Regions from separate parts of the Homo sapiens genome. Here region 1 is linked to region 2. A link is a contact called in ENCODE Hi-C or POLR2A ChIA-PET data. All regions are on one chromosome and are shown on one strand. Each heading gives the region's core, a stretch centred on a gene start or an enhancer-like site at or near the end of the contact. The rest is flanking DNA. Distances are from core to core; before and after follow the strand shown. Region 1 overlaps PIP4K2A (phosphatidylinositol-5-phosphate 4-kinase type 2 alpha). Region 2 holds the start of LINC03027 (long intergenic non-protein coding RNA 3027).

What was found. A loop is a pair of places that touch in the nucleus more often than their neighbours do. ChIA-PET counts read pairs that join two places held with the same protein, here RNA polymerase II (POLR2A). Pooled maps may share reads with other maps.
Region 1: a map of dorsolateral prefrontal cortex shows a loop between it and region 2 (3-fold over the local background). The contact joins the enhancer-like site here to the promoter of LINC03027 in region 2. A Hi-C loop is called at or near these places in 4 of 168 maps with a recorded cell type or tissue (dorsolateral prefrontal cortex, head of caudate nucleus and posterior cingulate gyrus), 4 of 37 single-sample maps with no recorded cell type and 1 of 50 pooled maps. POLR2A ChIA-PET finds 5 or more read pairs at or near these places in 3 of 52 experiments (CD4-positive, alpha-beta memory T cell, HEK293T and OCI-LY7).

What each region holds. Positions count from the first base shown.
Region 1 is chr10:22,535,984-22,541,756 of GRCh38, forward strand. It overlaps PIP4K2A (phosphatidylinositol-5-phosphate 4-kinase type 2 alpha), which reads right to left. Exons shown (of 10, transcript NM_005028.5): 9 at 3,988-4,091; 10 at 1-1,298. The coding sequence ends at 1,218. Among named protein-coding and RNA genes, the nearest start is that of LINC03027, 100 kb to the left of the region's middle. Within about 2 kb of position 2,013, at least 3 of the 41 ENCODE cell types and tissues checked have a DNase peak (open chromatin) inside an H3K27ac peak, as active enhancers do.
Region 2 is chr10:22,434,867-22,440,625 of GRCh38, forward strand. LINC03027 (long intergenic non-protein coding RNA 3027) reads right to left here and starts at 3,063. Exons shown (of 1, transcript NR_036533.1): 1 at 559-3,063. LOC105376449 (a long non-coding RNA gene) reads left to right here and starts at 2,209. Exons shown (of 4, transcript XR_001747392.2): 1 at 2,209-2,285. RefSeq lists a silencer at 1,811-1,990 and enhancers at 2,461-2,510, 2,477-2,977, 2,811-2,970, 2,978-3,478.

The DNA of each region.
Region 1 (5,773 bases), core at 763-3,262, 100 kb after region 2:
CAAAATATGACAAACGTTATTTCACCTATACTGTGACTTTACATGTAAACTTCAAAAATCACATGCTGTACATCAAATTTTTAGATTCAAAAGATATCCCTGTTTTCCTAATAATGTAAACAGTAAAACTGAGGGTTTCAGTTAAAGGGATAATTCGTAACAAAATCCCATTGTTGAAACAATGGTCAAACATAAACATCTTATAATTCAGATCTGCATTTGGTAACAGGAGAATTGAGAGTTTTGATGCTTTGCTGGTTTTCCCACAGTGGGAGATGTAGATACCATTGCCCCAAACTATGCACTTTTCAGGTAAGCTTTACTTTTATTTTGTAGCATTAATTCCTATATTGCAACGTAAGGGTGAACAATGAAGGCTCCAGGCAAGAAAAGAGAAGTAAGCAGTTTTCCTGGACATATTGGCCGAGGTGAAAAATGTATAGAGAATCACTGGGGCATCAGCTGCTTGTTGCGGGAGGGGTGGGGGCTCTGGACACCAGGGGGTCCTGACAAGGCTGGGGCCAGAACCCTGAACCAGTACACACGGAGACGCCAGCATTCTTCCGTCCAGTGCTGGGGGCTCAGGTTATCAGTGTTAGGGAGAGTGTCTGCGTGCGGGGTAGAAATGGAACATTCGCTGTAGGTTTTTTCCTTGGAATCATCATCATTATTATAATAATCATCATTATTATCTTCATTATTCTGAATACTGTCTCACATCTTTCAACTCCAAAAAAAAAAAAAAAAAAAAAAAACTGATCCACAGTTTGTTGTGTGATGCCAACACGGTGCCTGACATCATGCACTTCCTTCTCCCCTCCCCCACACGTGTGTTCATTCACTCACTCACTCACTCACTCATTCATTCGGCCATAGCTGGAATCAAAGGGTCTTTGTTGGGACACATACTGACCGAAGTGGATCTGTTTTAATTAATTTATGACTTTTAAAATGCACACGCGCGCACACACTCACCCCCCCCCAACACACACACACACACATATACACAAAGTCAGAAATAGCTAGAACGATGCTGGGAAAATCAGGTAGCTGTAAAGCGAGTAGCCCCCAAATCAGTCATCTTGGCCTGAAGATGTAAACAAGGAGGTTTGCTTCCTGCAAGATGAGTACTTCACTGAGTTTGGTTTTCATTTTTCCTACACCGAAGCCACCTCTGTCCATCCAATGTTCATGTCTGTCCGAGGCTGCGCAGGAGGTTACGTCAAGATGTGGCCAATAAAGTCCAAAAAGCGCTTTGAATACTGTTCTGGGTTCACGGTGGAGATCTCCGCGCCAGCCTGGGCAGTTTTTAAAAAAGGAAATATTGACATAGTGTTTATGATTTCCCCAAATTATTACTCAATATCTACAGCTATTTCCAATGGCAACTGAATATACAGCAAGCAATTTTCAAATCCATGCAGTCTCTGCTCTGAAAAACATCACTCAAAATATCTTGGCGCTCATGGTTGAATAAGCAAGGTTCTTACAAATCTGTGTCTGCAAATGAGACAAAGGGCGACAGGAGCACCAGATGCTACCACACACACCGGGGCTGTTGCAACTCACAAAAAAATCAAACAGGCCACGTTTGGGATGTTACTATCAAAGAGTGGAATTGTTCAGAAGTCACGGAAACAATACTTATGTTATACTTTTCAAGAAGGCAGACTGGAGCCACCTTGAGAATGACATCAACATTTGGCGAAAGGGAAACCTTAATGACGATGACTTAAAACCGCATGATTTCTTCAGGACCCCTTCGTTTCTGGACAGAGGCCCCCAGCTCAGTGCTCAAACATGAGGGGCAACAGCAGCAGCCACAGGTTCTGGGACAGCTGCCCCCAGCCCATTCCCTGCACCGTAACCAGGTGAGGCACAACACTGCTGGCTCCATCTTGCCCACGGGGGAAGGAGCTGACTTCCCTCTGCAGCAGCACACAGGGGTGCCACTGTTCCCCTTTCTGAGCCCTGCAGAGAGCAAGCAAGCCTGGCCCCCTGCAGAAGCACGGTGAGGGATTTTTCCATGATGAGATGCAGGGTGCAGGCCAGCACACTCAAGGGAGTCACTCACTGGCCAGTTTCCTGAGCTGCAAAGGGCAAGCACGGAGTTTTGCTAAGTGAGCATGTGCTGTTTTTAGACACCCATGTTCACCGGGGAACTTGTAATATTTCCAGGCCTCGGCTGCATGGAGGAGCCCAGGCTTGAATGCAGAGAGAATGGTCCCCCACAGCAGCTTAACACAGCGTTCCTTTGCTGACAGTAATGTTTTCTTCTTGCAAACTACCTGTGATTTTATGCCGTGTGGCACACTATGGAGGCGAACTTGTGGCTTATGGGGAGATGAACATGGAGCCATATTGGCTAGGATAGGAGAGATGAACATGGAGCCATATTGGCTAGGATACACTCCAATTTCACAGGATGTATAATATGGGAACAGACATTTACAAAGCATTTGTCCAGACAACTCTTGTATCTCTGGCAAAACCCCATCAGCAAGGCAGTAGGATTTCTGTATGAGGTGAAAAAACAGGAGCTCCAAAAGTGTCCCCTTGAGGTCATACAAGTGGGAAGGGTCAAACGAGGATTCCTCGCCAGTTCTCTCTTTGCCACACTCCATGGTTTTCAACCAGAGGTGAGCATCAGAATGACCATGGAGTCTTCTGAAGACCCCTCCCTCACCCTCCTGAACTGGCCTCAGAAATGACGGAATGGGGGTGGTGCACCTGGTGCGGATGTTTGTTTAAAAAGAGTACTCAAAAATTTCTGTTGGGGGGAAGCCACCAGGCACACTTGCTTACTGACGTGCTCGGGGGCGGTGAGGTCCCAGTCTGTGCTCTGCACACAGCAGGAATACCATAGCTATCGACAATGTGACTGAAATATTTCTTTGGCAAATAGAATACTGTGTTTGTTAGGCTGATTTCTATTTTAAAATAGAAAAGAAGAGGTTTCAAGTGAGTTTTTGGTTCTGGTGAATCTTCATTAGTTCTACACAGTCTGTGGGAAGCACCTCTTCTTCCAGGGCCAACAAACCAGGGAATACATTCATCTGTGTGGGGTGGGCTCTATGGCTTTCAGGACCTCTGCAAAACAAAGATGGCACCCTGCAATACAAGCCTGAAACTTGGCGAGCTGTAAAGTTCAGCCAGGCAGGAGGTGTTTGCAGGCAGGGCAAGGGGATGAGCATGAACACAGAGCCAGGAGGGGGCTGGGTCCGGGGGAGGAATCTCATCTCTGCCACTTGCTACTATGAGGCCCTGGCAAGTTACTCCTGAAGCTATTTTCCTCAGTTTCTCCAACTGACAAAAGCAGGTACACTACTATCTCTTTCATAGGCTTCTCATGGGGGATAAAATAGCTTAACATATGGCTAGAGCAGTGAAAACTCCCATCAAGCAACATTAACGGTGAGTAATATTATGCAACTTTGATTTTGCACTCAAGAGATTTCTGTAGTAGAAAAAATACAACTCACTGTGAGAAAAGAAATATTAATCCTGTATACTTGGGAAGTGTCTTAAGCAGACAATCATGCTTCAGTTTTGAATATTTCATATTAGAACACTTCATTATCTTCTTTTGCACTTTTATCTCTGGAACATTTTTCAAACAAAAAAGAATTTGTGTAACATCCTAGTGATGCGCATGCCTGTTAGTGTCCGCCATGTGTAAAAAGAAGAGATGTTCATGTTTAAGTGACTTCGCTGGAAGCCACAGGGAGCTGTGGTAAGAGCAGCAGTGAGCAGTAAGCGTTTGTGGGTTCTGTATCTTACGCTCAGAACATGACTTGCCCCCAGGGAACAAGCGTCACTAAAGGGCTTTGAATGGCTCAGTAGAAAGCAGCTCAGTGGCAGAAAGGAGTGATCCCTGAGTTACAGGTCACACAGAGGAGCCAGGAGAGAGAGAGAGAGAGAGAGAGAGGGAGAGAGAGAGAGAGAGAGGGAGAGAAAGAGAGAAGGAAACAAAATGGAGATACTCACGCCATGTTTAACAGTTTTTGCAGCATGGGCAGCTTTCTTTTTTGCATCATAATGAGTAAGGATGTCAATAATTGCCATGAAGTACACCTCCTTCCTAGGCGAGTCTGCAGAGACAGGAGAGCAATGACTGTGGGACATGTGACAACACCAGTGCCAGCATTGCTGCTGAGGGAGGGAGGGAGGGAGAAGTGAGCCTGGAGGGAGGGGATTCAATGGAACGCGGATGGAAGGAGTCCAGAGACAAACTCTACACCACCCCTGCGGATCCTGACTAAACACACAGCTTGCCTCTCTGACCCAGTCCCCCTGCAATTTAAAAAGAAACAACCCTAACAACTAAAAACATCATCACACCAGGGTATCAACAGTGGAGATCCAACGGTGGAACGGAGTCTTTTTTTTTTTTTAATTTGCATTTTCTTTAATAATTGTGTATTGCTTTGGTGTGAAGAAATATGCTATTTAAAAATACCCTATAAAACAGAACTAATTATGTACACTAATCCTTTACATCAAATGGTAGAACTGTTCATAATTCTCACTGGATACAGTATCAGAACTGGATAAAGGCATACATCCACTCCAATGTCTATTTTCTTTTTTTGAGACAGAGTTTTGTTCTTGTTGCCCAGGCTGGAGTGCAATGGTGCGATCTTGGCTCACAGCAACCTCCACCTCCCGAGTTCAAGTGACTCCTGCCTCAGCCTGCCGAGTAGCCGGGATTACAGGCATGCATCACTATGCCCAGCTAATTTCATATTTTTAGTAGAGATGGGGTTTCTCCATGTAGGTCAGGCTGGTCTCAAACTCATGACCTCAGGTGATCTGCCTGCCGCGGCCTCCCAAAGTGCTGGGATTACAGGCATGAACCACTGCGCCCGGCCCGTGTCTGTTTTCTATCCATTTCCAAAAATATGAACAGTAAGAAAAGTACATTTGACTATCTAATTTTCTGTGTTGAAGAAAACATTTTGGTGAGCAAAACAGAACAAAACAGAACTCAGATCCTCAGCTGATATGCCATTTGAGATTAAAAAACAACTGATGAGCCACAGTTTTTATTATTCAAAAACCAAGAAGCTGTTTTTATCCTATCACAAAAATATTTTGGTATTGTCACGGATAAGTTGCTAAGGTAGGATGTAATATTCAAATAACTGGTGCACCCAATCACCTGGATACGGTGGATTAAGATTTATCTGACTCTAGGGAAGAGGGCCATAGGCCCTTCCATGGGGGAGGACAGCAGAGCCAGACTCAGCAGCAAATCAGATTCCCACCCCACCCACAGGGCCCATCTTCACACACCCTTCACACCCCTGAGAGGGAGAGGGCTGTTGGTAATGACAAGAGGACAAGCTAAGGGTCACAGAGGATCACATGCATGTGCCTAGCTTAGACTCATGATGCTTTTGACTTAGATAAAAAAGATAACTAGGCAAAAACGTATTAATATTTTAAAGCATTTCTGATGTTATTTGTGAACATGTATGTGTGCATATGTACATGCATGTTGTGTTGTGTGTGCACGTACGTTGTATGCCAGTGTGTATGTGCATATGTACAGGTGTGTTGTACATGTATAGTATAGTTCGTGGTTTTGCTGTATTCCCTCAACATCACAGAATTCAAAGGTCCGATCGCCTTATGTTTCAGCACTGAGATCACGGTTAGCTTTAACATACTCTTGTCCCCAAATCCATTTCTTTGGAGTTTGGAGGATGAGTGCTGCCGGGCAGCACCCTCATAACTGGGGTAGTGCTTACTGGTAGATAACAAGGCCAAA
Region 2 (5,759 bases), core at 1,813-4,312:
TTATCATTAAAAACACTTACTGAAGTATTTAATATAGAAAATAATGTCAAGAAAAATTGTTTTGCAAAGCACTATGAACCAGAAATCACTTAAAAAGGCTTTAACATATCCTCCCCTGATGTCTTTAGGAAAGCTAGAACATGACCAAAAACATAAGTAGACCTCCCCAGACTAACAGCTTTATGATCATTATTTGAAAGCATTTTGTTTTGCATTTGCATGCATCTCAGGTTTAAGTTTCCAAATTTTTAAAGCATTTAAGTGCTAATGCTCTAGGAATTTACTCTTGAGAATAAACACCACTAGGAACCAATAAATGGAAGCCCAAACTTTTACTGTCTCTAGCAACTTCAAACAGGGGCATACCTATAAAAATTTATATATTCAGCATTGGTCTCAATTGGGTTGCCTTTTACAGAAGCACTTTAATGGGACAGTAAACCAGAGCCCAGAGGAAACAAAAATCCTAATTTTGTGTTGTGGTTGCCAAATTTTCAGAAAAGCACAGATCTAAAGCCCAAAGGCTGCTAAATTGATTCACATGAACAGAGCCTGAGGCCAAGTTTAAGTGCGAAGATTTTATTAGGCGGTACAATTCCAAGGTGGTAAGGGTGAAAGGAAAGGCGAAGGCAGGCAAATACATTATTGAGCTGAAAACAACTTTACATTCAAGGACAGCTTCCAGACAAGCCATGTAGAACCAGCATGCCTTGGGACTGTGTGGATGGCAGGGAGACGAGTTTCTATGCTGACCACTTCATGCTTTCTGCCCCCTTTGGGGAAAGTATGCCTCACGGACCTCTAACTCTCCCACTTCTCTGGGGGCAGCACCTGACCCCTCCCGGCAACTGCTAGGCAAGAGCATTCTGTTCCTTCAAATTTCTCACCTGAGTCTGAGTCAGAGCATCCCATCATCAGAGCCTCTGTCAGGGAGGCAGTGCTGAAGCATGACCTTCACCTGGGGGAGGCTGTCGGGAGATGGCACTGGAGGCCAGGCCTCTACCCTAAGCGAGAGGTGCAGGCCGGGGTGGAGGTGGACGGTGGGACAGAGTAAATCCGGGGAAGCACATCAACCGGGTCTGGTAGGGCATAGCCTTCTTGGACCTGAGCCATTCCTACTGCTGATGTCCACTGCTTCTCAATCGAGAAACAGCACGGATTCAGCTCTCAGATTTTGTAAACTGTGATTTTCTCCCTTATTCCTCAACAACCACCTAGCCACGACCTTCTTTAACTCTTCCCCCAACCCCGAAACTTTTGAGGAAATGACTTTTCTTATAATTTGAATGTTAATAAACCGTACCCATTTAGAAACTACAGTTTGATGATTTGGGGCGACTGTATACGTCATGTTGCCGCCGCTCCTATTAAGATATGAAATTGTCCCACCACTGCCCCAAAGTTCCCCCGCTCCTGTGCATTCCATTCTGTCCTGTTCCACTCCTTTCCCAGGCAACTGCTTTGCATCGCCACTGTTGCTTCTTCTAGAATGTCCTATAAATGGACATCAGACCGACTATGGCTTTTTGGGTTCTTCCCCCCACAGCATCGTGTTTTTCAGCTCCACCCACGTGGTTTTGGGTATTAATCCTATGGTAGAACTAGCTAGATGCTGGAGAACTCATTATGCGCCGGTAGGTAATTTTAACCTGCATCGTCTCATCTCTATTCTGTCACAATAGAGGAAACTGAGGCACGCCCGGCGTGTGGGCGTGTGAGGGGGCACCGGGCCGACTTCCGCCCGTCAGTAGGCCTGGACCTGCTGGCACCCGCTGTCAAGATAGGGCCTGGCGTCGCGGCGAGGCATCAGCTCGGGCAGAAGCACAGCCCAGGAAGTGGGCGCGTCGCAAGCTCCACACCCAACCAAACCCGGGCAGAGGGCTCGGTGGGCGCGAGGCCGAGGGCCCAAGAGGCCGGGGCCGCTACCCCCTCGCCCCTGGGACGGCCTCCGGGTCTCCTTGCTCCAGCAGACAGGCCCGCGGCGGCTACTCCGAGGCGCAGGGGCAAGGCCGCAGCGGGCAGCGGAGGCCGAAACAGAGAACACACACAACGCGGACCGACAGCAGTCACCGCAGGGGTCGCCGGGGCGCGGCTCTATAAAGCCTCGGCTCTATAAAGCCGCGCTAAGCCGCATCGCGCTGCACGTTTCCTTCCGCGCGGGGCCGGCGCTACTTCCCGCCTTACCAGGCCGCCGTGCCGGGAGGAGCTGAGACGTCTGCAAGGCCGCAACATCTCGCAGCAGCTTTTCGCCTGCTTCCTCCGCTCGCTCTAGAGGGCACAGCAAGGTGCGGGGCTCAACCTGCCGCTTCCCCAAGACGGAGGTGGCCGCCACGCTCCCGCCCGCTGTAAACGTCCGAGCGGGAAGAGCGGCCTCTGGTTTCTGTGGTATCGGCTTCTGGTTTCTGTGGTATCCGGAGACTTCGTTTCCCGGCGCGAGGGAAACAAAGATGCTGGCGTGGAGCGGCCTGCCCGCCGCTATTGTCTGGCTGCCTGACAGGGAGCGGCCGCTTTCGCTTTCTTCTGCCGAATGGAACGTGGTGACTCGGGAGCCGCGGAGCGCCTTTCGAGGCAGCTTTGTCTGCGGAAAGGGAGCGCTGCGGACGGCCTGTCGGAATGGTCACCGCCCGCTTTCCGCGGGAGGCGCGCCGGGCACCGCTGGGCGATTTCTCCGCCTCAGCGAAAGAAAGGAGAAGCCGGCATTTGTGGCCGCCCAGTCTTCGTTCCGATTTGAGCCCTGGCGTCGGCGGGAGGTGACAGTGCTGTCCGCGCGCACCCCCTCCGTCGCCGTCAGGGTCGTGCTCCTTAGGTTTCCTGCGGTTTTTCTGCTGCTCTGAGACGGTCTCTGGGACCAAGTTCTCACAGCATCGTCTTCTCCTCTCGCAAATAATCTTTTTATGATGTTTGTTCTGCTGAATCCACCGGACGCCTCAGACACGGGCCCTGACGGCATCGCCGGCCTGGGGGAGGCGTGGAGAGAGGGGAGGAAGGCGGGAGGGCTGTGGGGCTGCTAGCTGATTTGGGGATCCCATCATCTTCGAATTTTTATGCAGAGCCCATGGAAGCGCCTGGTCAGAGAAGCGGGAGGAAACCGAACCTAAGAAAGGGGCTTGGAGTCAGCAGTGAAGAATCTATTGTTTATTTTAGTTTTGTTTTTAGATTCAGGAGGTAGAAGTGCAGCTTTGTTGCTTCCAGGTATTGCAGAGTGGTGAAGTCTGGGCTTTCAGTGCTGCCCCCACCCAAATAGTGTCCTTTGGACCCATTAGGTAATTTCTCATCCCTCAGAGTGACTACTATTTAAAAGGCAGCTATTGTTAGAGCTGGCAAGCTGCAAGGGCAAAACAAAACAAAACAAAAAACAAAACAGGGTTGGGGGGAGCATAGAATATTTTTTTTTTTTGACAGCAGCGTAGTAAAGTTTGGATTTAGAGCTTTTTGTTACTGCCCATCTCCCATACTCCTGTTTTATTTCTCTTTGTAGCATTTATAACCTCCTGGTATGATAACGCATTTTACACGTTTATTGGCTTCTCTGCCCACTTGATTTTTATCTCCTTTTGGAGAGCAGGGAATTTTTTGTTCCCTGGAGCCTAGCAGGGTACCTAGCAGTGTTCTGGGGGCTTTGTAAATACTTGCTGAATCAGTGGAAAAAAAAGAAACAGGGCACATTATCTAAAGTTATTGTGAGACAAACATAAAACCAAAAGGCGAATGATGCAAGGAGAAGTTATCTCTGAACCTGCTCTTTGTGTTTTGGAGCAGTAATACATTAGGAATAGCTAAGAAGGGGTCACGCCAGCATTCCATTTTCCAAATAAGAAAGTGAAACAAGTGAGCTCTCACTTCTAGGATGCCTTCCACTTCATTAGAGGGATTGGTTCTCTGAGGTCAGCCCATCAAAAATGTATGAAGAAAATGGAAGCCATTTATTACTGTTCATCTGTTACCCTCAGACATATTCTCATTTCCAGCAGCAGGGAGTTAGGGTGGCATGCCTCGTGAGCAAAACATGGGGCTTGGGGACATTCAGAACACCTACAAGATGGTGGTGTACACAGTGCTTGGAGGCATATCTGGGGAGTGTTTCAGCTGAAAATTGGCCACATCCTCCTATTTATTACACGTTTCAAAAATGGCCCCACAGGTTGCACATTTATAAGTGGTGGATTTGTTTTGAGGGAAGTGAGCGGGAGTACACTTTATTTTGGAGTGAAGAGGATCGGAGTAGCCACCTCCTCTAAGAAACTACTCCAGTCTCAATCTCCATTCCTTTGGAACTTTTCGTTAGGAAAAGGCCACATCTTGGCAGGGAAAGTTTATAACACCTGTGTCAGTACTGCTGGAAAGCTCTAAATAAAAAAGTTAAAAATTTAGTGTATTCCTCAATCACCCAGTAATTATCGCATCCTGGTACACAAAACTGGAGGTATCCTTGGAGGTCATTTATTCAACAAGTACACTGTATTTGTTGAGCATTTTTCATGTGCCAGGCATTGTTCTAGATGCTGTAGATACAGCAGTGAACAAAACACAAAAGTCCCCTCTTTCATATTATTCCACTCCCAGGGCCCTTTCATCCTTTCACTACATCTTTCTTCTTATTTTTACATTTGCCACAACCACCTTCTTTGCTAGTTGGTTCCCTTTATTCACCAATTTTTTAAAAACTCATTTCTTCAGTCCCTCAACTCATCTGAGATATGAACATGTCAAAAATATATGATGAAATACAATTTAAAAGTCAGATCCTTTTAAAAAAAACTTTTAACCAGAATGAATCCATTTCTAAAAGTTTATTTTTTATGCCTGTAATATTTAAAAAGCCTAAAAATGATCTTGCTGGTTTTCTTCAGTTGAGTGTTGTGTAAGTGAAAATTACTTCACAAATCCTACTATTAGCTATTATAATCAAATCAGCTTTCACTCTTCCATGAGACTGTTTCCTTCACAAGACTTTGGTTGACCATAACCAATTTTATAGTAATATACAACAAAAAATAATGTGGAGAATAGCAAAATTAAACATATTTTTTTAAAAAATAGAGGTGTTCTTTCCCAGGATTTTTTTTAAGAGTAAATAATGTTAGCTTATGGGATTGTAGTGCACAGCACAGCCCCATAAGGAATATTCAAGCCTAATTTATCTCAGTTGTATTATCTCTGACTCTCTTTCACCGGTTTTCTCTAAACTTATTTCCTGTTACTCAGCCTAAAATGCTCACTGCCTCAAATGTTCCCTGAAGACTATGGCTTAATTATAATTCTTCCCCTTCCACATTTCACATTTAAATGTATCTTATTTCAGACTTGTTTAAACATTCTTCTGAACTATCCTTACTTCCCTGCCTATCCTCTTCATCCTAAACCGAGGAAGCATGCTGAGCTCCTCCCTTCTGTCCCCCAAGTTGCTCAAGCCTAGGAGTCAAAGCCAGATTACCTAAAATGCTAGTGATACTCAATGCTGGTAGACATACTAGAATCACTTAGGAGACTTTAAAAATACTGGTTTCCTGGCCTACCCCTGACCAAATAAATTAGAATCTACGGCATTGGAGTCCCAGCACTGATAATTTTATAAGGCTTCCCAGGAGATTCTAATGAACAGCCAGTTTGATAAACTGCAACAGGCAGCCCAAGTATCTGTCCTCGGCAGTAATTGTCAAACTTAAGTGTTTCAGAATCACCTGAAAGGCTTGTTAAAACACAGATTGCTAGACCCTACCCGCTGAGTTAATGATTCAGTAGATTTGGGGTAGAGCCCC